Linked DNA regions of Mus musculus: regions 1, 2, 3, 4, 6 and 7 are each linked to region 5. The links are chromatin loops, found by intact Hi-C in ENCODE. Cell type or tissue: heart. All regions are shown on one strand.

Region 1 (4,000 bases), 94 kb before region 5:
GCATGTATATCAAGATCCTAGGGCAGCCCTTGCCCTGACACCGTGCAATAAGGGAAAGTCACTGGGGGTAGGAAGTAACTGGAAAGAAAAAAGACGGATGTGAGATAAAACAAAACTTTGGTTTGTTTTGTTTTTCGAGACAGGGTTTCTCTGTGTAGCCCAGGTTGTTCTGGAACTTATTCTGTAGACCAGGCTGGCCTCAAACTCAGAAATCCTCCTGCCTCTGCCTCTCAAGTGCTGGGATTAAAGGAGTACGCCACCACTGCCTGGCTGAGATAAAGCAAACTGAATGTTTTTCAAACAGCCTTACTGATCTGACACCTTTATTTATAATTATTTTCTTCTAACGTTGTCTGATAGATATGCAAAAGCCTATTTTAATTTCAATGAGAGAGAAAATGTTTTGTTTTGTTTTTTTCTAACTGGGGAAGAGAATACAAAAGCTTTTCTGGAGTGTAAAAAAGAACACCTAAAATATATTTATCTAATATATTTCCTTTTTCTATTTTTCATTTTCTTTTCCATGTTCTCATTGGACAGATTTGGAAATCTGGTGTTTTGGCTAACGAGTTGTGTTCCTCTTCGCCTCTTATGACTCTCCTTTCTCACCTCCAGTTCAAAATGACTGCAAGCAGCCAAGGTGTGCCAGCTCGGCTTCTCAGGGGTGACCTTCAGAGGTAGTGGGGGCAGGCCTCAGAAAACATCACCTTTAGGAGTTTTAAGAGGTGACCAGGGAGTTTGACTTTAGTCCCCTTCTGCTTCGGCAGGAGACTGGCTTGCCAGGACACGGTAGGTTATAAGAACTTAAACAGGAAGTTTCTGTACTTCTATAAAAAAAGAAAAGCCAAGACCCTAGGGCTGCTCTCCTGTGGCCGTTACACTGTTTAACTTCTGCCTGCCTTTATGTCATTGCTACGCTATTCTTATACACGGAGGTAAATATTTTATTAAACATCTTCGTGCTCGGCAGTTAGGAAGCCCTCTGCTGCCTAGGCCTGGCAGTCGCCCAGCGTTGCCAGGGAGGGGGACGAGGGTGGGCTCGAGAGCTTCACAGAGGAACTGCCCAAGCTCACCGTTCTGTCCAGTACTTAACACCTGGAAACCATTTTCTCCTCTGGCCTCTCAGACTTAATCTTCCATCTCTTCTTTTTTAATCAGCCACCAACTCCGTCTTGATGAAAGGGGCCGGGCTCCCAGAAGAAAATAGCTTTGCCTTTCAACTCCACCTGGAAACGGTTGACATGGCGCTACCTTCACTCAAGCCTCTCCACTAGCCTTGGCGCTTCCCCCATCTCTGCCAAGGCTGGCCCCTGCCAAGCCAATCTAAATATCACAGCTGGAAGTACAGGGTCTCCCCCGCCCCCAACCCTTTCTCCCACACTCTATACGTTGTACCTTGGGACCTTTCAACATTCTCTATGGTCATTCTGAACACCCGCACCCTGCCCATCCACTACGGCAACAGGCTCACAGACCCACAACTACACATTAGATTTTTTAAAAAAAACTTTTGTTCCCCCTTTACACAATACAGGAGGTGGCCACAGCAGCCGGACACAGCACCTCAACAGTGTTAACTCTATTATGTATTTGTATCTCCAGAAGGCCCTTCCAACAAAATCAACAAAATTGCCACTTAATAGAAGAAACGCGCACTTTGGAGGACTGTGGGTGAGCGCGCCCTCTACTGGTGATCAGAGGAAGTGCTTTTTACTGTAGGTTCCCTCTTCTGGTGGAGCAGGGGAAAAAAAAAAGACTGTCTCTCCAGAGTTCAAGTTCCTGCTCCCAAATTCTGACATCTAAATCTCCCCAATTTAGGGGTTTCCTGTAGCTGATGCCAAGACCCACCACGATAGCCCATGCTGCAATTTCTACAATTAATACCAGTCAGCTAAAAAAAAAAAAAAAAAAAAAAAACCTAAAAGGAAGGAAACTTCAATAAGTTGGAATGGAATCTGCTTAGGCAAACATGGTATTGACACTTACAGAAGGACAGAAGGGGAAAAAGGAGCGAGAAAGAAGTATTAGGTGTAACGAGAACAAAGGGTAGACTGTAGCGTAAATTGCTCGCTGGGCAAGACACTCTTGCTAAAAATAAAACTGCCTGGAGAGGACATCACAAATAAAGATGTGCTGTGTCCATGGCAGGAGGAGCCAGCAGCCTTGTGAATCAACGCTACAATTAGAACAATACCAAAACGGGATCATCATCAAAGGCAGGTAGTCATAAATGTGACATGAATTTGAAGTGACCCAAAAAAGTTAATAATGTCAGCATCCTCTTACTTTCAAGGGTGGGACCTCTCAACAGAGACCGGCCCCATTTCTGGGTTCTAAGCAGGCTCTCGAGGTTCCCATCATCTGCTCGGCCAATGTCACATGAGAAAGGAAGGCAGGGCCTGGTTTTGTGTCTACTAGTGTAGGTCACAGATAATTGCAAGCATCAGGGGGAAAAAAAAATCAATTGCCCAAGTGGCTGATGGGAGGAGGCCTGGCCTGACAGAAGGCATTCATTAGAAAGGCCCTTGTGTGAGTGGGGGGGGGGGTGAAGTGGGGGATGGGGGTGGGGGAAGGTTAGCCCATCATAGGCTTGATGTGAGCCCACTGCACCGGGAGGCTGTGGAGAACACAAGTGCAATCTTCAGCTCTATTAATAGTATAGCCGAGTGTGCAAGAACGGAGGCGGTAACTCCAGTCTGTGCCAGCAGGTCAGGCCACACACAGTTTTATGCTCTGTCCTGCAGACTGTGTTTTAAGTCTGGCTGGCAAATTTAAGTTTCTCCAGACAATCGTGAGGATTGGACTTTAGTCTTTAGACAATGCCACGATAAGCCTCACAATCCTTTCACAACGGGCAATATCAGAATGGCTCTCTACCAAATCCGTGGCGCCTCAGGAGCCAGGACTCGGAATTGTGCTTCTGGTATTTTGAGCTTGAGTGTCCCTAGCCGTATAAAGGGACCATAATTACCCGATCTGCCTTCAACATCATTTGGAGAATTGTCTGCTCATTGGAGCCAGAGTGTGTAGATCATCTATGGAGGAGTCCACTGGGTACCAGGCAGAGGGGACATGAAGACAAGTCATGCCACTTGTACTTGTCATTGAGGAGCCTTAAGTCCAATCAGGACAGACAAGCCCACCAACAGATACTTTGTATCCAGTGTGACAGACAAGGATGGGCATGTGTGATGGTTTGAACTGTGATGCAATTAAAGTCCTAAAAGAGTAATGGAGAAAACCAGAGCTCACGTGGCATAGGCATTTGCAAATACAGGAGGAAAGGGAGCCACTGGGTGTGAGAGAGGAGAACCCAGGGATGGAAAAACATTAGAGCCACAGGCTGGGAAGATGGCTCAGTGACTGAGTGCTTTGCTGCACAAGCATGAGAACCTTAGTTCGAATCCCCAGCACCTGTGTAAGAGGTTGTCATGATTCCATGTACCCTGTGGGAGTGGAAATGGGAGGATATTTGGAGTTGGTTGGCTGTCAGCTGTCAGCCGAGCTCCAAGCTCAATGTGAGACACAGTGTCATGGGAGTAAGAAAAGAGGGACAGAGTGGGACACCTGACGTCCTCCTGTGCCCCTCCCCATGTATTCATACAGGCAAACACAACACATAACAGAGATAGAGAGAAGGGGGAGAGGGAGAAGAAGGAGAGATTAGAACCAGGAAAATTCAAGGTTACAAAAGACAATAGAAGCAGCTACCAGTGTTACATGTTATCAGGAAGATGGGGAGTGATGGGGGATGCCAAGGCTGGAACCACAACTCAGTGGTTAAGAAGTAGACTTGCTGCTCCTACAGGAGAACCTGGGTTCAGTTCCCAGCACTCACATTAGGTCACTCACAACTGCCTGTAGTTCCAGCTCCAGGGATCTGATGCCTTCTTCTGGCCTCCACAGACATCTGCACACACATGATGCACATGTATACCGCACTCAGACACATACACATACAATACACCATAAACCTTTAAAAAGAAAAATGGCATCATTG
Region 2 (4,000 bases), 420 kb before region 5:
CACTTATAGAATTAATTTCATTCACTGTTTCCTCTGCTTAGTGTTTTTATTAAAACCAGCGACGGCAAAGTGAAGTAGGTCATAAACCACTAATACTGAGCACCGAGCAAGGAGGGGTAGCGTGTGGACACAGAGAGGAATACGAGGACACGCGACTCTTCTCTCGGGAGTGCTCAGAGTCTGGGTGACAGGTGGAGAAGAGCCAGAGTTTCCAGTCGCCAGTGCTTCTTGAGACCTGTCCCCTAACAAGGGCACCCTAGTCCCAGGGCAGGCTGAGCCTCATGTGTCAGAAAGTCCAGCTCCCTGCCGTGGTTCAGCTCTACCTTTGGGCTCTGGGGTTGAGCAGAGCTAGCTTCTCTGCACTCAGACCCCTCTCATCTGTAAGGCAGAGCCTGTCAGTAGCACCTCTCCCATTGGAGTAAAACCTACACAAAGCCCTTGCCCTAGAGAAGACTGCAACACCCTGCTATGTGCAGAACCTACAGGAAAACCTCTGAAGATAAATAAAGCCAGTTCATACCTGTGCTCAATTTGATTCCAAAGTACAAGACATAGAGCCGCTGCCCCTCCCTCCTGCAGGACAGTTCCACCCCTAACCCCCATCCCCCAACCAGGTAATCCCAGCTCCCTGCATTCATCAGCAAGGTGTGCTAGGGGAGCTGGCAGGCTGTACTATTTGAGGAAATAGCTGACGGCAGTAACACCAGCTGTTCTTCTTTCTGCGGGCACCTGCAAGGGCATTTCAAAGTGAAGAGGAAGCTTGGCCCCCGGCAGGTGTCCAAAGCTGGGTGTAAGACAGAGTGGGTGTCTACCCCAGCCCAGAGTCTCAGCTTCTCTTAACCAGGCAGCAGTCTCCCTGTAGAGACAACAAAGGAAGGTGCCCTTTCGGCAGCAGCCTGGAGCTCCGTGGATATGGGGTGGAGCAGCTGCAGGAAGAGGTTAAAGAAAGGACCCCGAGACAACAATCCTGGAGTAGACACAGGAGGGCTTCTGGGTGCTCCCCTCGCAAGAGTTGTGGGGGCCACACCAGCTGAGCAGGTGTGGAAAACCCACAGGTTCAGTGTCCTGCCCCCATTCCCTCTCCATCACTGGACTGACTAGAGGACCCACCAAGGGCAAATGGGAAGAGACTCTGACTGGGAGGTTGCCTCCCTGCAGGCTAAATTACTTCTGCCTGAAGAGTAGCACATTTTTCCCACACACCATCCCCATTTCCCCCTCTACTTCTCCCAGGCTTCCCCCAGCTCACAAACTGTTTGGCTCTCATTAGCAGAGCCCGTACACAAACGGTCGTGTGCACACAGGCGTGTGTGATGTGTAGGGCTCGGGATCTCTCCCTCTCCCACGTAAACACGGGATTCGTTTATTAAATGCCTCTCTGCCATTTCCTTTTTTGCCTTCATCCTGCTTGTTTAATATTGCATTTGACATTCTCATTTTATAAATGGCAACAGAAGCAGAATGGATAGCTAAAATTAGCTGACGGGGTGGGGGAGCCGCCGCAAATAGCATCGTGAGCACAGAAGCCCAGTTAATTCCAGCCACCCACCCCCACACTTTTGGGCTGGTTCCTGACTGAGCTTTCAGTCTTTGGCTGTGAGGACGACGCCTGAAGGAGAGGGTGAGGGGAGTGTCACCAGGCATTCTGCCAGATGCAAGGCGCAGATGCTGACCCTCGCCTCAGGGAGGTTCCAAGGGCCAGCTTGGCCCAGCACTGTGGTTCTGATTTGGAGAGGGCAACTCAGCTCTCTCCTGTCCCTGCTGTGCCTTGCTCATCAGCGTTACACTATAAGGCTTGGCTCCCCAAGTGTGCTCTAAGCTAAAGAGGGTAGGCTGCAGACCACAGCGAGCTTTGCTACTGGAAGCGAGCGCTCTGGAACCTGTTCAAAGAACCATTCAGTCAAAGGGTCTGATTCAGCTTTTCTGGGACCTAAAGAACCCCGTGTCATGGGGTTAGAGAGATGGTCAGAGGATCGGAGTTCCCAGCACCTGTCAGGAGTCTCACAGTGGTCTTTAACTCCAGCTTTTGGGAACCCAATACCCTCCTCTGGCTTCTGCAGGCAACAGAAAATAAAATATAATCTTTTTTTTTTTGGCTTTTCGAGACAGGGTTTCTCTGTGTAGCCCTGGCTGTCCTGGAACTCACTTTGTAGACCAGGCTGACCTTGAACTCAGAAATTCGCCTGCCTCTGCCTCCCAAGTGCTGGGATTAAAGGTGGGCACCACCATGCCTGTCAAAATATAATCTTAAAAATAAATAAATAAATAAATAAAATCCCATCTCAGGTCTCTGCTGCTTACTTCAGAGGTTACATCCCTCTCATCTCTGAGGAACCACCTTTAGTTAAGCACCGGAAGTACCTACCTCCCACGGGGACTCATGAACCAGTCCTTCCCTAAGGATCTCATATTTGCTCAATCAAAATGATTCTGAGAACGATGATTATGATGACATTAAAAAGATGGAACACTATGACAGAGCATGGCATGGCCTGGCTCTGCTCCCATCCTTACATAAGCCTTCATCTCTGCAGTAGTTACCTGTAGGTCCCACTCTTAAGAAGAGGGGACAAACACAGACGTTAACTTGTCCAAGGTCATGAAGCTAGTGTGTGTCAGTGCACTGGACTGTGAGATGCCCAGCAGGGGAGGGTCATGGTGCCATGACAGGGAGGCACAAGGGGTGGACCGCATTGCCCTCTGACCATTGCTCCTTTCTCTGCCTCATCATGGTTGGATGCTCTCCTATGCATGAAGTCACTCTGACAGACACTGCTTCCTCAAGCCCCATTGTCTGTTGGTGGCACCCTCTCTTTCTCTGCTTCACAAAGCACTATTCTATGATAAGCCTGACTTGATCATTCAGTTAAACCCCTTTCCTCAGGACCCCAGAGGCAAGCATCACTCAGAGCTCCACTTGCTCTGAGCCAGTTGAGGCTTCAGTTGCAGATGATGGTCAGTAGGCCAAATCCAGCTGGCTGCATCCTGGTTTTGTAAATTAGGTTTTATTTGAACACAGCCACGCCCACTCATTTCCATACTGTCTGGGGCTGTGTTTGGCCACAATGGCGGGTGTTGAATAGCTGTGACAGAGACCATATGGTCCTCCAAGCCTCAAATATTTACTATCTGGCCCTTTATAGAAAGCTTGGCCCTTGGCTTAGGCCAAACAGAGGTCACTTGCTGTCACCTGCTGTCACTAAGAGTGTTTTCAGGAGAGCTGAATTCCTGCCAGCCTTTACAAATGTGACCACAGAGTAGGTAATGCCTCTGGGACCAGGAAGAGAACCAGGGAGGGCTTCCTCTGAGCTGCAGAGGGATGAAGCAGGTACAGGTAGATGGCGGAGGATCACACAATGTCCAGTAGTGAGTCTGGGCTTCTGTCTCTGATTCCAAAGCTCTCAGTGTCTCTAAATGACCCAGCAGGTCCTCATATGGTGACAGAAGGAGCTAACCCTTTCCTCTCATCGGTATGCCTCATAGTAAGGTCATAGCAGAAAGGCATGCTTCTGCAGAGAGGGTTCCTGGGAGTTTTCAGGGCTAACTGACCTTTTTGGCCTACTGACCTTTTTCTGCCGAGAAAGAGACTGGCAGGTGATGCTGAGGGGACTAGCCTGATGTGCGTGTGTGCATGTGTGTGTGTGTGTGTGTGTGTGTGTGTGTGTGTGTGTGTGTGTGTGTGTGTGTACACCAAGCCTATCCAAGTGTCCCACATACCTCCTCTCTGTCACTGAGTGGTACCAGAGCATCAGTGGGTATCTATCACTAGTGGGCATCCTCCACTGGTGCTCCCTTCAAGTCTTTACTGTGCACACAAATCATTACCTGGCTCTTGGGTGCTAGGCTAGGAGGGCCAGAGACTCTGCATTCATCATTTCCTGCCCATGCTGGGACCATCTGCAAGCCATTGTGCAAGGTGTATTGCTAGGACTCCACTCCAAGTCCAGGGCTCTATGTCTTCGTAGACTTTCGTGAGTGCTATACCTATGCTTAGATTTCT
Region 3 (4,000 bases), 570 kb before region 5:
TGGACTATGTAGAATAGTGGAACAAGAAGCAGGAAGAGTCTAGACACATCTGAAAGGTAAAACGGACTAGATCTGCTGATGTTCCGGTTGAGGGTGTGAAAGAAAGAGACAGTAGGAGATTTACAGTTTGATTGGTGGTTAGTTTTCCTAGCATGCACAAGGCTTTCAGTTAGATCCCCCAACACCACATAGAACCACATGGTGGGGCAGGCCTCTAATGCCAGTTCAAAGCCATCCTCAGCTAGATATCGAGTTTAAGGCTAACCTGGGCTACATGAGAGCTTGTCTTAGAAAGGGGGTGGGGGCAGAAGAAAGGTAGCAAGGAGAGAGGATAGCCACATTGTTTGACCAAGTAACCGCATGTGTGAGGTTGCCACTAATAAGTGGGAACGCAGGGATGAGATGTGAGGAGACATGATGCAATGGTTTGCAGAGATAATTCATTGCTGGAGGAGCCGGGGTGGCTGAGAGGAGCCTAGCTGGAGTGGAGGGCACAGTTCCCTAAGCGGGAAGGGGGCCAAGAGCATCCACTAGTTATGTCAAAACCTTGCTAATGGAGGAGGGATGAGGTTTGCAAACAGAGCTCTGGATGCGCTGTGTACAAGTCATGGTGACTTTAAAGAGGGCAGGTGGAGTGCTGTGGGCACCAACACCTGGTCTATCAAACTTGAGAGCTGACAGAAGACACCATGTAGCCTTTCACTGAGTCGGCTGTTGACATTTGGGGTGGGCGGGCGCTCCCTGGAGGAGCATTTCGTGCAGTTGCTTTTTTTTGGTAAGGAGATACTTCAGCATATTTGTAGCCCAAAGAGTAATTCATCAACCAGGGGTCAGGTGGGGATTGGTAGCATGGGAAGCGTGGGACAAAAGGTCCTGGGCCATAACTTTCTCCCTGTCTTTATTGTAGAGCTCTGAGCATTGATCAATGTGTTTAGTAATTGTTTATGGTTGATGTTTTGTGAATGTCTCTGGCATTTATTTCCCCCTTTAGGCAACGTTGTTTTCCTCAAATGTGCCCATGGAACTAGACCAGATCCATTTAATGATGAAAGCGCCTTGGAAAAGCAAATCCCCTGACTTGGGTCCACGAGCCCTAGTTAGCTCTTATCACTCATTTGTAGGGGTGTCAGGCGAATCGATACCAGAGAGTTGCTGTTATTGAAAGCTCAGTGTGCGTTTTACATGAATTATCTCTGTAAACCATTGCTGTGATGTATGCGCTATTGATTATCTCAGTTTAATGAAGAAACCCGTTTTCAGAGGTTAAACCGCATGCCCAAGTCTGAGGGTAGTGCGCGGTGGAGCCATGGCTTCAAACCAGACCGCGTCTTTTAATCGAGGTGCCTTAGAGAGCTACTCCACGCCCCCTAGACGGACTGTTACGCCCAAACTGTCGCCACAGGCAGATGTTAGCACAGAGAGTCTGAACCTTTTTTTCCCTGCCAGGTTGAGCCAGGCAGTGTGTCCTGAGGTGGAAACTCTCTGAATGACAAACCTACAGTCCCTTCTCTGGGTGTCCCCTCCGCCCCATCTTTGTCCCTCATCCCTCATTCGGGCTGTGTGGTACCAGCTGGGCTTGGGCAGCAGGGGGCGCTCTCTCGCCACGAGAGGCCGAGCAATGAGGTCTCGCTCTAGGCTGGAGAGAGACTGACTCCCCAGCTCCCAGCCTCAGCTCCTGTATTCTTGTGGCTAGCAAAGCTACCTCATAGAATCAGAAGATTCTGCGAAGGTTTATGAGAAATCTATGCTCTGGTGGAAGGGTGTTAGGGTGGCATGAGATAGAGGTAGGAAGCTCCAGCTCTTGGGTTGGGTGTTGACATTAAAATAGGGGGATTCCAAGAGGGTCACCAAGCTCAAGGCCTAGCCTCGGCCAGGACTCCTAGGTACTGGGCTGGGGAAGGAATTTGGTGAACCTGAGGTCAGGCAGGCACTGAACAAACACCTACTTTTCTTTTAAAGTTCCTGTCTGAGCTGATTTCTTTCTAAGACTTCCTGCTCTAGGGACCACTGAGATACTGATTTGGGGTTGGAAAAGCAGCTTCCTGCCCTTGCTGGGATACAAAAAAGAGAGATGTGAACCTCGACTTTAGACCAAAGGACTCAGAAGCAGATGTCGTTACTCAGGGCCCACCCTCCTCTGCTCCTTTCCCAAGGCACCACTGGCCATTCGCTACTCTTGTGTGCTAAGGAGCAACTGTCCCTAGGGAAGGCCAGAAGCGAAGGGCAGCCATGTGATGGGCGCCTGAGTCCTGGTGCCACCACAGCTGTCATCTGCATGTGACTGCTTGAGGCCTGGCCAGAGGCACTCCAGGCCACAGAGGGAGAGCCAGGGACACAGCTGCTCCTGCCGAGAGCTCAGCAGTCTGCATCTCTCAGATCTATAATACCAAGCCAGGAAGCAAAGCTAGAGGGAGCCGGAAGGACCAGAGCGCCCCCTGCCCCCCCCCCGCGCCCCCAGGCCCCGCCCCCGCGAACCCCCCCCCGCCCCCTGCGACCCCACCCCCCTACCCCGTGCCTCTCTAAAGCATCCAGAACTGACTCAGCTGCATCAGACTGTGCCCTGTGTCCTGTTGGCATGTCCCCATGCTTCGTCCCTGGAGTGAACTACAACCTGGGACTTCCAGAGGCGGCTATGGTTAGGCAGGGAGCAGCCAGTGTTCTGGAGTAGACCCAGACATAAACCTAATTCTTGATTTGAGAACAGTGGCTCCTCTGAACTGGCTTGATAATGTGTTACCAGCCGGGGCGAGTCAGCCATAGAGGGGCCTGGCAATCCTTCTGCCCTGCAGATTCTTTGACTCCTTCTTTTCTTTCTGTTGCTTTTGTTTGCCTAGTTGAGACAGGACCTCACTATGAAGCCCAGGCTAGGCTTGAGTGAGATCCCTCTGCCTCAGCCCTGCAGGGTGCTGGATCCGGGAATGTGCAGGCTCCTTACTGTTTGGAAGGAGGAATTCTGCAGGGCTCAGAGCCGCAGGTGTTCCATCCACCCTTCAGCTGCACTTCCTGTGGATGAGACCCAGAGAAATGGGAAGATCAACTGGGCAGCAAGTGACAATCACCTACTGAATGTAAGAAATGGAGCCCTGGAGGGGCTTTGTCCTGTTGCTGAAGAGAGGCAACCTGGATTCATGGGACTCCAGGATGGGGGATGGGCAGTTTCAGTGTCGGTGGAAGAGAGGTTGGTTTCTCTGTGATAGAAATGCATGGCTCCAGCAGTGGCTGCTGTCCTGTCCTGCTTGGCTCAGGGGGGCTGCACTGCTGCAGTAGGCATGGGACAGACACTGTATTCCAGTCGTTCCTTGAAGGCTTGAATGCATCAGATTTGGGGTGGCGGGTGGGAGTGGGGGGACAGTGTCCTGTTTTGTTTGGGAAACATACAAGAGCCACTATTCTTTCTGAGTGATTCTAGGTCACTGCTCCTCGAGTCACCAGAACAGACCGTTGTATGAATAAGAATGACGTCTGCGAGCACCCGCCGTGCTCCACTGATTGTATGGGGTGAGTTAGAAACATTTCTGATATTTTCAGCAATACTTTCCGAAAGAGAGTCCTCCACTCTATACTGAGGCAGATGGGATGCAAAGAGCATAGATGTCTAGGTCATAGATGCCGAGGTCAAATGGCCGAGTCAAGGTGAAGTCAGGCCGGCTTTTAGGTCCACTCCAGCTGACTCAAAACCAAGGGCTGAGATCTGTAGAGCAGCCCCATCTACACCCCCCCCCAAAAGCAGCCTGTCCCCCATCTTCAAGCAACCCTTTTGCCAAGGGAGTCCAAACTATTGCACAGACTGAGAACTGGCTTCCTTATTATTTTGTCTCTTATTAAAAAGAGTTTTATTGTTATCTATTTTTATAACTTATAAATTGTGCGTGCATGCCAGGCAATGGTGGCAAATGCCTTTAATCCCAGCACTCAGGAAGCAGAGGCAGACAGATTTCTGAGTTCGAGGCCAGCCTGGTCTACAGAGTGAGTTCCAGGACAGACTGGGTAATACAGAGAA
Region 4 (4,000 bases), 610 kb before region 5:
AAACATATCCCCATAATATTTCTGTTTGTTTTAAAAAAATATTTATTATATGTAAGTGCACTGTAGCTGTCTTCAGATACTCCAGAAGAGGGAGTCAGATCTTGTTACAGATGGTTGTAAGCCATATGATTGCTGAGATTTGAACTTGGGACCTTCTGAAGAGCAGTAGGTGTTCTTAACCACTGAGCCATCTCTCCAGCCCCCTTTCTGTTTTTAAAGAAACCAAAATTCTCACTACATGGGACCCCTCCTCAGCTTTTATGGTTTCAAATATCAAATGACGGCTCTACTTGGTATCTTTATGATTCAGATTGAGTGTCAACTTCCTGATGAACCCCTCCCCCCATAGGGACCGAACTCAGGTGCTTCATTGTGGTTTGTGTGCCAAGTCTACAGCCTGTGCCCAGCAGGCTTCCTGTGGCCTTCAGCGTCAAGCATTCCTTTCCTATGAAGAACAAACAAGGGCAGACGTTTTCACTTTGTAGCCGCTGAAGCATTGAACAGCTTTTCAGGAGCAGGGCCCTCCTGAGGGCTGGCAGAGCTGAAGCTGAAGGCAGGTGTCCAGGCTCCAGTGACTTTTGCAGAAGACAAGCCCGAGAAGTTGGGTCTTTCTGGATGCCCCCGTTTGTACTGGTGTCACCTTGTGCCCATCACAGCCACCAGCCCACGATGTAAGTGCAAAAGTTGCCGCGGCTTCCTGTTGTAAAGTGAGTTGAAATGATGGGTACACAGCTTCCTGGTTTTCTCCTGGCTATGGATCGCCGTTTTGAGGAGCGATGGGAAAGGTGTTTGAACAGACAGGCTGGGATCAGATTGTGATCGCCTTGGCAGCCGCACTGAGGAGTCTGCTGGGCGGGAGAGTGAGCAGGGAAGCCATGTTGTGGCTTCAAGTGTGAGTGTCCAGGAGACTGGTAGTGTGAAGTGAGAGCCAGTGGGGAAGGAATAAGGCTTTAATTTTGTTCAGGTGGGGGTTATAACCCAGTGCCCAAGTGGCAGGGATGACTAGGGCCCAGGTATTTAAGAAATGGATGAAGTCGCTAGTAAAGAAACAAGATGTAGAGCTGGGAGAATGAATGAGATAACGGTGGTGGTGGCAGTGGTGACAGTGGTGGAGGTGGTGACAGCGGTGGAGGTGGTGACAGCGGCGGCAGTGGTGGCGGCAGGACACAACCCGGGGTGTGGTATTTAGCCAGGGAAGTGTCCTCAGTTATGGATAGGACGAAGAACCCTAACCCTAACCTTAACCCTGACTCTAACTCTGAGGCAGCAAAAGAAATCCAAGCCAGGAGCTGAGGCGATTGCTAAATCAGTAAATGGCTTGACTTGCAAGCGTAAATAAAGTCCTGAGTTGAAGCTCCATGATCCATGTTTTTTTTGTTGTTTGTTTGTTTTTTAAAGTTGGGCATGGTAGTACACTTGTAATCTCAGTGCTGGGGAGGCAGAAGTGGGCAGATCCCTGGAGCTTGCTGGCCAATCAGCCTAGCTTATTTGGCGAATTCCAGCCTGTGAGAGACCTTGTCTCAAAAGAAAAGTGGGCGGTGCCTGAGAAAGACCCCCTGCTGTTGTCCTCACCTCACTTTGCATATATGTAATCCCATCACTTAGGAGGCCGAGGCAGGAGGGTTGCTGCAGGTTTAAGCCAGCCTGGTCTTTTAAAAATCACAGTTATTAAAGCGGGATGATAAAGCTCCGGAGGGTCCAGATGTGACCCACTTGGAGTCACTGGGCCTGCTCCATTCTCATCAGAGCTGGCTGTGACCAAGCCTGGCAGGAAGCTGAACTGGGTTGGCAGTTTTCCCGAGTCTGTCTAGAAGAGAGGGCACCTGACACAATGTGGCCCCGAGAGTGGAGGCCTGCTGCACAGGCCACTGCCGGAGCAGAGCGTGGGAGTGCGGTAGGGAAACGAGAGCTCTCTCTTCCCCGCTCTGTGCTCTGGAGGTCCGCCTCAGAGATGAGTCAGGTCCCAGCCTCATTGCGGGGTTAGCTGTGGGCTGTCAGGCTGTTTCTGTGAGCCACTTGGTGGAAGTCACCTTGGCTGGCGGAGGAAGGGCAGTTGCCCTCCTGTGGGAAAGACAGGAAATGATTTCCACGTCGCTCCTAGGGTAGTCCTCGGTGTGGCACACTGGCCTCTGATTGGATGCGCCTGGCTCCAGAGCGGTTTCTGTGGAGATGCTGAGCCAGGCAAGTGGCTATTGCTCCGACACAGTGAGTTGGTTGCTAGGGGAGGGTAAAGGAGGCAGAGAGTTGAGTGTCATGTCCCCTAAACATGTCACCATCAACTACCATTGCTTCCTTCCACCGGGAGATTGCAGAGGGAGTTTTTGTTGTTGTTGTCGACTTGCTAAGCTGACAATCACGTTGCATTTCAAGCTTAATTTTCCCCTTGATTGACGCCTTTCCTGGGCTCTAACTTAAACACCAGTCACCTGACCTTCTCGCTGCTCAGTTCTTTTAATTAAAAGATGGTTCCAAGCAACAACGAGTAGGGGTCCATTTATTATTTATCAAGCATTTGCCTTCCAGCAGTTAGTGAAAGGTCACTGGCTTCAGCGGATGCTTTGTTTTTGGTGAGCAGCTTAGATGAAAAAAGATAGACCGTCAATCTCGGCTCCCTCCTGTTTGCTCACTTGCAGGACACTGTTTAATAGTCATTGTGGCATTTAGGATTGCAGGCCTCGGAATCACGCAGAAAAGTGCATGTGCCTCCCTTGCCAGAACACTTCTCCAAAAGTAAACATCAGGTTGTGATTATGGTTAATAATGAGATATTGATTGTCTGAAAATGTCACTGCCCGGGAGCAGTAGGCTGCAGCACCACTAGGTGGCGCTGCGCTCTCGTGCTGTTCAACTAGAAACATTTTATTTCCTTGCCTCCGGGTCCCTTGTCTTTCAAGGTTGGCAAGTGTCCTTGTGAAATAACGTTCTGACTGAGATTTAGGAAGCTGAGGTCCTGGGGTGCTATTGGGATGGAGTAGAGATTGGAAGGAACGGGCCATGGGACAAATGACAGAGGCCTGCGGGTGTATGTGTATAGATAGGAGAGGGGGTGTGCAGCGCCTTGTACTATAATAGGAGCCGGAGAGGAGAGAGCTAACTCTGCTGGACCCCTGGAGACTCTGCCCAGAGCACTGCTTCCTAACCTTCTTCACTCAATGACGCATCTGCACATTTCATGTAGAGGGAGAAGGAGGGAGGATGTAGGTAGGGAGGCAATGAGGAACAGAAAGTCTTACCTGTGCTATCTTGTGCAGTGAGGGGAGTCAGTGACCCAGGAACCTCATCTTCCTCGCCTGTAAGAAAGCACCCATAGCTCCGCCTCATCGAGTTGTGGATGAGCCAGTAGCCGCAGCTGAGTCCTTGGCAGGACTAGGCCCTCGGTGCCTAGGTCCGATGTGGGGGAATGTACATTAGACTAAGGCAGACAGGAAGCATCGTGAAATCTCACCATTTGTCTAAGTACTTGCTCCCTCCATCCTCGGCCTCCAAAGTTACCACCTCTTTTGTTTGGTGTTTTGATTTTTAAGACAAGGGTCTCAGATAGGCAGTGGTGGTGCACAACTTTAATCCCAGCACTAGGGGAGGCAAAGGCAGGCAGATCTCTAGGACAGACAGGACTACACAGAAAAAAACCTCTGTTATTAAAAACCAAAAAAATCCCCACAAAGACAAGGGTCTCACTATATAGCCCTGGCTCTTTCCAGCACTGTATGCACCAATAAATAAATATACTTTTTTCCCCTTGTTTTTCAAGGCAGGGTGTCTCTGTTTAGAACTTACTCTATAGAACAGGCTGGCCTTGAACTCATAGAGATTCTCCTGCCACTGCTTCCTGAGTGGTGGGATTAAGGTGTGTGGCACCACTGCCCAACATTTATGTCCTTTTTTTTTTTTTTTTGGTTTTTTTTGAGACAGTGTTTCTCTGTGTAGCCCTGGCTGTCCTGGAACTCACTCTGTAGATGAAGCTGGCCTCGAACTCAGAAATCTTCCTGCCTCTGCCTCC
Region 5 (4,000 bases):
CCTCGGAGGGCCTCGTTTCCTGACTAAGTAGCAAGCCAGCCAGTACAAAGGCTGAATAAACAGTCAGTAGAAATTAACTTGAATGTTCAGGGAGAAGAACAAAGACTTCCGACGTGAGCCAGGGAAGGAATCGTAATTGCCAGAGAGAGAGGGGCGGCCCTGAGCTCAGGCTGCTGGAGACTTGGGAGCGCGGATGTTGACAGTGGCGGAGACAGGCAGGCGCGCGATGCTGACTTGATAAGTGGAAGAGTGAGAATTCTAATTCAAGGAAGATGCAGATAGAGAGGAGCACGAGAACAGAGAGGAGGGGCCGCTGAGGGGTCCAGAGGCAAAAGGCAAGGTCCCCCTGCTCCCGGCGGGGTATCCTTGCCTGGGCTCCCAGCCCAGAGTAGACGTTCTCATGGGGACACCAACAGTAACCAAGTACGCATTCATGGAGACTCCAGGATAGGAGAAAGGCAGAGGCAACTGGCATTGTGTCTCCAGGGTGGAAGAAATGACGAGTCCTATGAACCCAGAGAAACAGAGAGGGCCCCACCCTAGACCATGGAAGCAGACCCATTTAAGAGACTTCTACAGAGAAGCAGCTGGCACGACCTGTCCTTACCCCACCCGGTGTAGCAGCTTACAGAGGGGTGTGAATGCTCAGAGCCATGCCCTGGAGGAAGGCGTTGCAGGGTAGCATCCTGAGGAAGAGTGCACCCTGGAGAAGGGTCCTAGGAGACAGCCTGCGATGAGAACACAGGCCTCTGTGCCTTGACGGGAAGGAAAGGGAGAAGAGGAGGCTAGATAGATGCCAGGAGACTTCCGAGGGAGGGGAGATTGGTTGGTGGTTCCAGAAATGGGATAAAGGAGAGCTTCCTGGAACATCTCCCCTGGCAGAAAGGAGGCAGCCAGCTCCCAGGACCCGTGGTTGGGGCTATCGGAGGAGTGTGAACACTCTGAACGGCAGCGTTTGCTGGAGAGAGACCATGACAGACCACCCAACCTCCAGAGACCACGAGGAGGGACAACCGGGTCCCTGCTGCCACTGGTGGCCCGCCAGAGTGGACACAGTACATGTTTGTGGCTGGAAAGCCAAGTGACGGTACAGAAGCCTGGGAAGGGTCCAAGCAGGACACCAGGCTTCCATCCTTGGGTAACTTGTGCCCCTCAATGCTAGGTAAAAGCCCCCCAGGAAGAACCAGACCTTCGAAAACCTCTGATTCTTTTAGTTGTTTGGCAAAAGACATCTCCATGCTCTGTGGCCTCTTAATTTCGTAGATGGTGAAAGGCAGAGAATTAAAGAATCAATGGGCAATTAAGGAGGTACTGGCAGGTACTGGCCAAGAGCATATTATTTATTTATTCAGCCAGCCACACTCATTTTTAAAGAGCTAACTTCCATTTTGTTTCTGACACCAAAAATAAATCAAACTAAAAACTGTATACATCATAACTGAAAAAAAAATACATATTTGCATGGTATGTCGCCCCTGTGAAGCCTCAGCTGCGACCTGCAAAAGGAATTTTTGTGTAAAAAAAAAAAAAGAGAGAGAGAGATGAATTCATTCTGCACTGGCCTTCCCTGAGGGTACAGATAGGATCGAAAAGACAAAAATAAGGTTTTAATTCACTAGTGATTTTCCCACCCCGTCTCAAGCTTCTTTTTGATTCTTAGCATCCATTTTCCTGGGTCGTCTTGGGAGGGTTGCAAGATTTCAATCCATTAACACAGTAGTAGGTTGGTGAAATTTCAGAACAGGCTGAGATGAACAGCCACAATGAGGACACAGCTGCCCTGGGGCTCCCGGCAGAGAACTCAGCCTATGATTCAGCTCCTAGCCCATGATCTGGCGCCCTAAGGGAGGGGATCTCTTTGAAGAGCCCTCTTTTCTCTCCTCTACTTCCCCGACTTGGGAGAAATCCAGTCTTGCCCCCTAGTCCATATCAGCTCTCTGATTTTGGAGCAGCTCCTTGGCACTAAATATACCTGCACCATTGACTGTCTTCCACCCTCCCTCCCCTCCTCACCCCGCCCCGCCCCCCACGCACCTCCTCATTCCCTCCCCAGCAAGCGCTTTTGGCGTACTACAGGTATCTTCCCAAGCTACCCCAAGGTTGATTCTAGGACAGTGGCTCTCAAACTTAAGTCTGCATCTAAACTACGTGGACAAAGTGCTACACGGTTCTCGGTCAGTAAGTCTCGGGTATGAGCTGGGGATTTGCATTCCTGTTAAGTTTAATACTGAGACAAGTGCTTGGAGAACCTGTTTTCTGGGATGAGGCAAAGGGAGGGGATACCCGTAGTAGCTTGTGCTGTGGTGCCATCTAGTGGACATAGACCACAATAGCAGCAGTCTGCCCTGTGGAGTGCACAAGACTTCATTCCACTCCTTTAAACACTTCAAAAACCATTCTCTTTTACGACTCTACTTCTTAAGGTGGGCCTTTTACTGTTTAAATGCTCTCTTTCCACCCTCTGAATAAGACCATTACAAACTATGCCCTGCCGAATATGGATGAAATGAAACAGGAAACTGGGTGTTTTGAAACGAAACTGCACACCCTGATTTTGATAACTGTCCCCCAGATACATCTGACCTAAGGCACAACACTGCACACATGGCAGACAGCAGGCCATCACCCAGATCACACAATAATTAGCTCTAACCCCAAACCAGGACCCAAGGATTCCATGTTGTCTCAACCCAGGGGGAAGCACACCACTTTAGAAGTAACTGGACAACCCTGAGGACGTGGCTGTTGGGGAGAACTTATCAGAGCACACTCGGAACCCTAGGTTCTCTCTCCAGCATGACCTGAACTGGATATAGTGGTCACACCTGTAATCCCAGCCTGGCAGTTGGGAGATCGAAATGGGAAGGTTGAAAGCTCAAAGTCAACCAGGGGGTGCTGACGGACAACTTTAATTCCAGCACCAGGGGAGCAGAGGCAGGTGGACCTCTGTGAGTTTGAGGCTAGCCTGGTCTACAGAGCAAGTTCCAGGATACACAGAAAAACCTTGTCTCAAAAAAAAAAAAAAAAAAAAAAAAAAAAAAAGAGGGATGATGGAGAAGGAAGAGAAGGAAGGGAAGAAGAAAGCTGTTTACGGTTATTCTTCTATTTTAAAACTCAGAGAAAAAGGAAAAGACAGGGTCACAAGTTCAAGGCCTGCCTCAGCTACCTGGACTATGGCTTGAGTTTAAGGCCAGCTTGGAAAACTGTCTCAAAATAAAAATGTAAAAAGGGCTGGCGATGTAGCCTAGCGATAGAACACGCGTGAAGGCCTGTATTTGCCCCACCCCAGGATTGAAAAAAAAATGTAGGTTTCAAAGTCCCATTCTTAAGAATCTCTGGTTCAGTGGGCCTGGGCCCAGCCACTTGCAAGCATTATAAATAAATTGTAGCAAACGCTTGAGCCTCTACTGTGAGACAGCCTGCAGGGCGGTGACCTCAGAACCCTGTTCCCTACCTAGCACTATCCAACAGAAACAATCTGAGCCATACTCAGACTCGTGACAATGCATGCTCATTAGCCTCCCGTTAAACATCAAAGGGGCGGGGCTGCAGAGGTGCCACAGTGGTTCAAAGCATCACTGGCCGTTCTCCCAAGGGGTCCAGGTTTGAGTTCCCAGAACGTACATGGCAGCTGCCAAGCATCTGGAACCCAGTTCCAGGGGTCCTGACTCCCTCTTCTGACTTCTTCAAGCACCAGGCAGGCACGAGATACACAGATTATGCTCGCAGGCAAAATAAAATACCCATCTACATAAATGATCACTTTTGTGGCAAAGGAGGAGCCAGGAATGTGGTTTGGTTAGTAGAGAACTTGCCTACCATGGAAGAAGACCTAAATTTGGCCCGTGGCCCTGTGTAGCTGGGCATGGTGGTAAATGGCTGTGCTCTGAGCACTTGTGAAGATGGAAAGATCAGAAGTCCAAGATCACCACTGACATGGGGAACTCAAAGCCAGCAGCATAGGCTACATGAGATCTGATATTGGAAACTAAACTAGACT
Region 6 (4,000 bases), 860 kb before region 5:
TAAGTGAGATGATACAGAGCTGTGTGCCAGGAAATGAGAGAAAGGAAACAGACAGACAGAGACTGAGACAGAGGCAGAGAGAGAGAGAAACTGGGAGGGAGACAGAGAGAGGCCCTGCAGAAGCCCATGGGAAAGAGAGCAGTTTAGTCAAACATGACAAATTCTATATGAGGAGTTGGAGGGGACACCAGGGAGCCATTGAGGCTTCTGGAACTATCCAGGCACAGAGAGGGAGGATTGCCTGACTTATCACCTGAGGCACAGGCTAGCTGGAGACACAGATGATCAGCACCTGGTTCTCTACACAAAATGCCTCCCTTAGAGTGTCCCTGAGCCCCAAAGGCCCTAAGGGGAAGGAACCCCCAGGGACAGGGTCTTGTGTTTGCTTGGAGAGGCTGTGGGAGTGTTAGGAAGAATTCAAAGCTGTGGTAAGCATCCTGCAACGGGGACCACGGTAGGGAATGGTCTATTCCTGGTGCTGAATACATCTACCTGTAGTCAGAACTACACACACTGCACACCAAGTATGTGATACAACGGCTAGAGACGGGGCAGAGGCAGGAAGACCCTAGTTCAAAACCTGGCTCTGCCTCCCATTGTGAGCTCTTAATGTCTGTAAAGTATCAATGACAAGATCTATACCCTGGTTTGCTGCAAGGATTAAAATAATGATAATGTCTATAAAAGATAACTTGGCTGTACATCCCCGCCCCTTCCGGCATCTGTGCAGTCCCGCATGACTATGAGACTCCTCCCATCACAGAGGCTCCTCCCACCACCGTTGGTCTGTTTCTCATCCTGCCCTTGAGGTGGTGGCTTGCACTAGCAAAGAGTAAAATGTTTCTAGAACAGCCTTGAAGAACGATGACAGCTGGCTTCTTAGGAGTGCGTGCTCCTAGAAGCAAGCCCAGGCTGGTCCGCCAGCTGATGAGAGACACGTGGCCCAGTTACCTAGGCCGCTCCAATCAACAGCCAGCAAACTCAGCAGTCTGCAGACTGGTGCCTCCCCAGCAGACCTCCCTCGCCTCAGGCCAACCTCAGAAACAGAGGGAACAGCTGCTGGTGTAAGGTATACGGTAAGATCCCGTTGATAGGTTCAGACTTCCACACAAGATGAAGAGTCGCCAACAGCCTTATCTTCTTGTCGAGCAATCAAAATAACAAGGCAAGAATCTGGGCACTGCGGGGAAGGCTAACGGATGACCACAACTGAGAGACAGGAAAATAAACAATGAGAGTCCCACCGTCCTGCCTAGGTGCGGATGAGGGGCAGCTAAGGAAGCCAAGGATTACTGAGCTCTGGAGAGTTAAACAGAGGCCAGAGGACCAACCAAGGTGGCCAACTGCTGGAGAGCTGAGTGCCACGTAGAGAGCAAGCCCCAGAGGTGTGCAGGGCCTCCGCTCTGGTATTCAACAGGACATTGATCAGTACATGTGTGTAACAAAACTATCTGACGCCCGAGAAAGGCGAGAGAGCCATAGCCACGTATTTCCTGCCTAGAGCCAGAAATAAGAGTGAGGGTGAGTATCCTTCCAAGCCTGCCTAATGAAAGCAAGGCCTGGAAGGACCAGACTGTTACCAGATAAGTGAGTAAGGGGGGACCTGAGTTCACTCCTCAGGATCCACGTTAATAAAAAATGGGACATGGTGACTTGGGTTTGTAACCCCAGCACCAGGCAAACCTCGTCAGGAGAGCTCCAGGCCAGTGAAAGATCTTGTCTCAAAAATCACAGTGGACGGACCGTAGAGATGGCTCAGTGGTTAAGAGCACTGACTGCTCTTCCAGAGGTCCTAAGTTCAATTCCCAGAAACCACATGGTGGCTCACAACCATCTGTGATGGGATCCAATGACCTCTTCTGGTGTATCTGAAGACAACTACAGTGTACTCCTATAAATAAAATAAGTACATCTTTTTAAAAAATCACAGTGGACGTTTCTTGAAGATAACCCCAGAGGTTAACCTCTGACCTCCACATGCACACACATAAAGTAAAAATACAGATGCAGTGCTCAGCAAATAACACATTCAATAAGTTACATTTCCACCCTTGCAAAAGCCTAGACAAAATGGCTTTTCCTAGCTGCACATCCGCTTAAGACTGTGGTTTAAAAGCCAAAACAGAGCGTTCAGGAGAGCATAATTTTCCAGGCTCTGGGAGTGGTTTTTAACACAAGAGTTCTGGTTCCAGCATGGCCTTGCCACCTGCGGCTCAGGTCAACCAAACCTCTCCGGCTCTGTGCTGCAGTATTCCTTCAGACCAGAAGATGGCGCTGCTTCTCCACGGGTATTCAAGTACATTCACGTTTTGAAGCTTGAGGGTTTGAGGGTTTGCATACCCAGGACAATGGTGCTTGCTAGGTAAAGCGAAACACAACGGAGGATGTGACCTCGTTTTCGAGAACCTTACATTGGAGTCATTACGAAATATGAAACTAGAACTTCTCCGGGTAGAAACGTCAGAAAGTGCTAGCTGCTGTAAAAACTTTCCTTCCAAAAGCCTAAGCTACTTTCCACAAGGCACACAGAGACCAAAACATTTTTTTTTTCAGGAGCTGGAGGGATGGCTCAGTGGTCAAGGCTGGCGGAGGATGAGAGTTCAGTTCTCAGCATTCACATAAGGCAATTCACGACCACCTGTAACTCCAGTTCCAATTCGGAAGTTTAGTCCATTATCATCATGACAGGCAGCATGCGGACAGACACGGTGCTGGAGGAGGAGGAGGAGGAGGAGGAGGAGGAGGAGGAGGAGGAGGAGGAGGAGGAGGAGGAGGAGGAGGAGGAGGAGGAGGACGAGGAGGAGGAGGAGGAGGAGGAGGACGAGGAGGAGGAGGAGGAGGAGGAGGTGAGAGGTCTACATCTGGATCCGTAGGCAACGGGAAGAGATGGTGAGCCACTAAGACTGGATGGAGCTTCTGACATCTCAAAGCCCCCCCGCCCCCCCCCGCCTCCCCCGCCCCCCCCCCGCCCCCAAGTAACACACCTCCTCCAGGGAGGCCACGCCTACTCCACCAAGGCCACACCTCTCAATAGTACGAGTCCCTAGGAGCCTCTGGGGCCATTTTCATTCAAACTCCCACACAACTGCAGATGGAAACCTAAACGTTAACCCAAATGTCTAGGGTTCTGTCCAAACGTTACAATTCCTACTTAGAAACCGGGTCTTAAAAGAAGTAGCAGGAAACCGAATCTGGCCCAGGGCAGGTGCTCTCGGGACATTTGCTAAAATGAGTGAAAGTTTCTCCTGCGTGTCACTCCACAACGCAATGGTTTCCATCTCCACTTTACAGGTGAGAAACCCAAGATTGTCCATAGGGGCCTGACTCAAACTTTGAACCTTTCTTTGTTTAAATGTAGGTGTGCTCTGTCTACCTGCCAGAAGAGGGCATCAGATCCCGTTTCAGAAGGTCATGAGCCACCAAGAGGTTGCTGGGAATGAACTCAGGACCTCTAGAAGAACAGCCAGAACGGTTGAGCTCCTGATCCAAACTTTAAACAGCCCAGAGGCAACACCCAGCCAGGCACGACCAGGTGTGATGGGCGTGCCCCTAATCTCAGCTTTTAGGAGATAACAGCCTTGCCCTCAGGTACACAGGTACTAGGAAGTGTTGGCACGTCCAGTGTTCATAACCAGTTGCATAAATAGTAACTAGTATGCATCTATATAACCATGAGGGCACTTTAAGGGAGATAAATGTGGCTTAAGGAATGAGGGTTTTTCACTGAATGTGTGCTGCTTTTACACATATGGTAGAAACGGTGAAAGACCTTTGTTGCAGAACTTATTGCCGGGCAGTGGTGGCGCATGCCTTTAATCCCAGCACTTGGGAGGCAGAGGCAGGTGGATTTCTGAGTTTGAGGCCAGCCTGGTCTACAGAGTAGTCCCAGGACAGCCAGGGCTATACAGAGAAACCCTGTCTCAAAAAAACAAAAAACAAAAAACAAAAAAAAAAAAAAAAGAAAAGAAAAGAAAGAGAGAAAGAAATTATTTAATCCCAA
Region 7 (4,000 bases), 270 kb before region 5:
TAGCTGGAGCACAGGCTGGCACATGAGAAGCAGCAGTTCCTGCTGCAGCCACGTGTGCCACTGAAGCCACCAGGAAGTCTCATTAGTCAGCACCGACAGCTGCTGCCCCAGAACACATGGCCCCTGTGGAGCTCTCTGCAAGCCTCTGCCAAACCAGGGAGTGGGTGGAGAGAAAAAAAAGGGCCAGGAGAAGCAGGAGGCTGAGACACCCAAGGGGCTCCACATGTGCTCCCTCCTTACCTACAGTACAGCTGAGGCCAGAAAAAACTCACACAAAGCCACAAGCCCCTTCCAACCCACTCCCTCAAGCCCCAGCTTTGAACCTTCTAACTTTCTAACAAGGAGCAAGACCCAAAGTACCCGAACCTTCATGTTTCCCCCCAAGGCTGTCTAAGAGTTATCCAGGTGACTCCTAACACCTTCCAGGCTGGCCTGAAAGAGTGTACATCACAGCTAGTAGCCTTTCCTCAGCCCTTGGGTTTGGATTAGGGCAGGGTTTTTTGTTTTGTTTTGTTTTTTAAATAAGCATTCTCAGGTCCTCTCCTCCTGTCTCACAGCATCAAATTTCCAGCCCTGTCTGCCAGAGATATCCTAAGGCCCCCAGAAATGCCAGCAGGAGATGCCATTCTACACACCTGTCAGGAAGATCAGGAAGAAAGGAAGGACTACATGGCCACAGGCCAGTGCCTTCCTCATTTCCACTCCACCCTGAGGGGCCTTTCCAGGGTCTCTTCAACATCCTCCCTCAGACTTCACCCACCTCATCTTGGACAATAGAATGCAGGGTTGTAGCTGTTTCCCAGGAGAGGGGACACACTGAACAAAACATCCATTCCTTCTCAGGAGGATAGGTGGCGAGGCTGGCTGACTAGTCAGTATGGAAGCCAGTGAACGCCATGCTACTTATGAAAAGCAAACGCGCATGCACCATCCCCTTCAAGCGGTTACATTTCACGGCAATTCCTCCTTAAGGGAGTGAAGCCACTCATGCCTGAAAACCAAGAAGGTCAACATCCTTTGAGGGTTTATCAAAATCGGCTGTACTGATGTATAAGACCATAATGTAAAGTGGAACCCAACTTTTATGCCTGAAGGCATGGACAAGAGGAAGCGCTGGAGGAAGAGGGTCTCCTCCTGAAGCGACCAGAGTGAAATTACAACAAAAGAAACCCCTGCATGTAAGGTATTTGCCAAGAAAGTGGTGAAAAACACCGTGACTATTACTGCTGCCTGTATACCCACTGTGTGCCAGGCCACAGGCTGGGTACTCCTTATGTCCCAATTAACCACCATGACAGCAGGGAGGTAGGAAGGCAGGCAGGCTGAGAGAAGGGAAAGCGGCACACTTATCACAGAAGAGCTTGTTCTCCCCAGGGTCTCCTTCTCCTCAAGTAGGCTCCAAGAGTTCAGAGGTCCAAACAACTGTAAAGCTCTAAAGCCGAGGTTCAAATGCTGTTCTTAGTCACGGCAGAAGCCTTTCTCTGTACTGGTACTTTAGTGTTTAGTTCTCTAAAAATCCCTGGCCCGGGGGCGGGGGGAGCACGGGCCAGAGTGATGGCTCATTGGTTAAGAGCACTCTTCCAGAGGACTGGAAGTTCAATTCCCAGTACCTACATGGCAGCTCACAACTGTCTGTAACTCCAGTTCCAGGGGATCTGATACCCTCACAACAATGCATATAAAATAAAATTTAATTAATTAAAACAAAACAAAACAAACACCCTGGCCTCATCATCTCTGCAGCCCAAGCCAGCAGATCTCAGACTGCAAGATGCACAGCAGCATACAGAACACACTCCATTTCTCACTCCTAGAGAGGCAAACTGGGATGTTCAGACTCAGGCCACTGCCACTTAGGGCCAAAAATTAACACCAAATTGGCCTTGGAGGGAGGAGCATACTCCCTGCATCTCCCTGCTCAGCCATCTTGTCCCTGCAAGTCATCAGCCCAGGCGAGGGAGTGGGTGGTTCTGAAAACCCATCCCCGTCAATGGAAACAAAACATAAAGGCTGTGCTCACATCCATGGGTTACCAGCGTCACTGCCTCCCACAGAAGGCCGCGCTGCTCAGCCTGAAAACATTCTCTCCAGTGTGGCCAGGTGCCTGCTGTGATGGGGCAGCAGCAGGGGGCAGTGTTGACAGGAAAGAGATCCCAGAGCTCCGTCTCTTAGCCTCAGGAAAAAGACTGGAGGCCAGTTTTTGAGCCTTTTGCCTTCTGGGCTTCTGTCTCCTCAGGTCCGGTCCCTAAAATGTCTCTTCGGCTCTGTATTTCAGGTGTCAACTCACCAGGCACAGACAGTGTAGCGAGGCTCTCCAGGATAACGAGAGACCCAGAACAAAACCTGTCTGCCCACCCTTCTCACTCAGGATCACATGTGGACACAGCCATGGGGCACAGCAGTGAGCAGACACTGGCCTCAGTTTCCGGTTATGTGAGCCTGCAGAGGCTGCTGCTCACTTAAGAACTGGAGAAGTCTGACAAATTATAAACAGGCATGCTCACTTTTTAGAAGACAAGCTCCAGGGCAAAGAGGCCTCTCTGCCCTTTGGCAGTCGTGTAGGTCTCCTACCTTCTCTTGGCCTCTTTTAGCTACATGCTAGACTGAAAGCTTAGCTCTGACTCAGCCAGACCAAAGGTGCTGATCAAACCCAGGGTAGGCCTAGCTGATAAGGAATAGCTGGCCGATGTTGAGTTGACAGATACAAGGGTCATAGAAGTCTTTAATCATGAGATAGCAAACACTGTAGTGTTGAAGAAGAAACGAAGCCCAGTCTGGCAGCGCACTTGGTACCTGTAATCCCAGCATTTGGGAGGCAGAGACAAGAGGGTCCCATTTAAGGCCATTTTCAGATACATAGTAAATTTTAGGCCAGACTAGAGGCTACATGAGACCCTGTCTCAAAACATTTATTAAATAAGGGGGGTGGGGCGAGGTCTGTGGCTTTCCATCCCAAGCTGGGCCTAGAAGGGTGACCCTTTCTTTGTTCCTTTAACCCATTGTTTGCACACAGATGACTGTCATCGCCCGTCTGGCTCATCTCTGAATGCCCTGCCTCCCCATCCGGTAGCCACATCTCAAAATGGCTATGATGCCTTCCGGGTCAAAAATGGTCAACAGTAATTCAAGGTCAAAATAACGCCCTGATTTTGAGGAGATCAGCATTAAGGATCACTTGTCCAGTCCATAATGCCTCAGCCAGGAAGCCTTGCTGATTCTGAACTGCTCGGCCCATAACTCAAATATCCCAGGCACAAGATTATAAAGTACTTCCAGACTGCGGGCGGGAGAGAGGCGCAAGCTTTCTTCGTCCATTGATACCTTGTAAGCAGCATTTGAATTCGGGCAGACCCTTTCCACACTGGGTTATAAGTCTCTAGTTCTTTATCATTGCAACTCCTCGCTCTGGTTCTTGTATAGACATGGGGCTATCACAGAACTTAATGACTGGCCAGGAAATGACCCTAAATCCTCTGGTCTGCAAGTCCCTTCAAGCCAAAGATCCTGTCCTGCACCTCAGAAAAATCTTCAACATCCATCTTGCCCATGATAGCGAACGTTACTTCCAGATAAGGCTGGGATTGGCCTGCCTTCAAAACTCCTTCCCCCCATCAAGAGAGAGAGGAGGAGGAGGAGGAGGAGGAGAAGGAGAAAGAGAGAAAAATCCAGTTTCTATCATCAGCCAAAAAGGTGATTCTGCAATGCCCCCCAGTCAGGCAATCCCACAGAAATGTCACAGTCTCAGGGAAAACTAATCTTCACCCAGACCCACCAAGTCCCACTCAGCTTTCCATCCACCTGAGAGACCCCACAAAGCACAAAGCCCGAACAAATACCTCTACACATCTCAGGAATCAGACACTTAAGGAAGGTGTCCACATCTTCACTGAGACCTGGGACAGATACAAAAGGCAATTAACTCCCTCTTGACCAGTGAGCTTCGTGCTCAGGGCCCTGGTTTCCTCCTAACACAGTGTGGGGGTGTTCCAGGCTATGCCCC

What was found. Hi-C counts contacts between places; a loop is a spot of excess contacts. Peaks named below come from ENCODE experiments on the same cell type or tissue, not always from the same donor. Only the 100,000 strongest peaks of a DNase experiment are listed, where the experiment ranks them.
Region 1: it touches region 5 in a loop (4-fold over the local background); 12 of 42 quality-filtered maps call a loop at or near these places.
Region 2: it touches region 5 in a loop (2.8-fold over the local background); 12 of 42 quality-filtered maps call a loop at or near these places.
Region 3: it touches region 5 in a loop (7-fold over the local background); 28 of 42 quality-filtered maps call a loop at or near these places.
Region 4: a loop joins it to region 5, with 4 times the contacts of the local background. A loop is called at or near these places in 23 of 42 quality-filtered maps.
Region 6: it touches region 5 in a loop (7-fold over the local background); 24 of 42 quality-filtered maps call a loop at or near these places.
Region 7: it touches region 5 in a loop (8-fold over the local background); 18 of 42 quality-filtered maps call a loop at or near these places.

What each region holds. Positions count from the first base shown.
Region 1 is chr11:88,727,001-88,731,000 of GRCm38, forward strand. C030037D09Rik (RIKEN cDNA C030037D09 gene) reads left to right here. Exons shown (of 4, transcript NR_038058.1): 3 at 541-640; 4 at 1,159-1,572. Among named protein-coding and RNA genes, the nearest start is that of C030037D09Rik, 10 kb to the left of the region's middle. In heart, CTCF peaks have their summits at 1,705 (motif pointing left), 1,913 and 2,737; a DNase peak (open chromatin) is centred at 2,661; H3K27ac peaks cover 2,660 bases.
Region 2 is chr11:88,403,788-88,407,787 of GRCm38, forward strand. All of the region lies in intron 8 of Msi2 (musashi RNA-binding protein 2), which reads right to left. Among named protein-coding and RNA genes, the nearest start is that of Mir378b, 53 kb to the left of the region's middle. In heart, a CTCF peak has its summit at 1,666; DNase peaks (open chromatin) are centred at 794, 1,144 and 1,594; H3K4me3 peaks cover 978 bases; H3K27ac peaks cover 3,402 bases.
Region 3 is chr11:88,250,828-88,254,827 of GRCm38, forward strand. Gm38534 (a long non-coding RNA gene) reads left to right here. Exons shown (of 4, transcript XR_001780289.2): 2 at 2,895-3,068; 3 at 3,410-3,498. Among named protein-coding and RNA genes, the nearest start is that of Gm34366, 17 kb to the right of the region's middle. In heart, no CTCF peak of the experiment used is centred here; DNase peaks (open chromatin) are centred at 1,574, 2,254 and 2,714; H3K4me3 peaks cover 470 bases; H3K27ac peaks cover 3,053 bases.
Region 4 is chr11:88,213,539-88,217,538 of GRCm38, forward strand. No RefSeq gene overlaps it. Among named protein-coding and RNA genes, the nearest start is that of Mrps23, 11 kb to the left of the region's middle. In heart, no CTCF peak of the experiment used is centred here; DNase peaks (open chromatin) are centred at 1,793, 2,143 and 2,963; H3K4me3 peaks cover 642 bases; H3K27ac peaks cover 2,364 bases.
Region 5 is chr11:88,820,929-88,824,928 of GRCm38, forward strand. No RefSeq gene overlaps it. Among named protein-coding and RNA genes, the nearest start is that of 4930556N13Rik, 29 kb to the right of the region's middle. In heart, a CTCF peak has its summit at 2,319 (motif pointing left); DNase peaks (open chromatin) are centred at 73, 376 and 2,273; H3K4me3 peaks cover 1,202 bases; H3K27ac peaks cover 1,791 bases.
Region 6 is chr11:87,965,546-87,969,545 of GRCm38, forward strand. No RefSeq gene overlaps it. Among named protein-coding and RNA genes, the nearest start is that of Dynll2, 20 kb to the right of the region's middle. RefSeq lists an enhancer at 16-1,060. In heart, CTCF peaks have their summits at 2,260 (motif pointing right) and 3,386 (motif pointing right); a DNase peak (open chromatin) is centred at 2,266; H3K4me3 peaks cover 784 bases.
Region 7 is chr11:88,551,111-88,555,110 of GRCm38, forward strand. The region is part of intron 6 of Msi2 (musashi RNA-binding protein 2); the gene reads right to left. Among named protein-coding and RNA genes, the nearest start is that of 0610039H22Rik, 66 kb to the right of the region's middle. In heart, a CTCF peak has its summit at 2,111 (motif pointing right); DNase peaks (open chromatin) are centred at 71, 2,091 and 3,011; H3K4me3 peaks cover 447 bases; H3K27ac peaks cover 4,000 bases.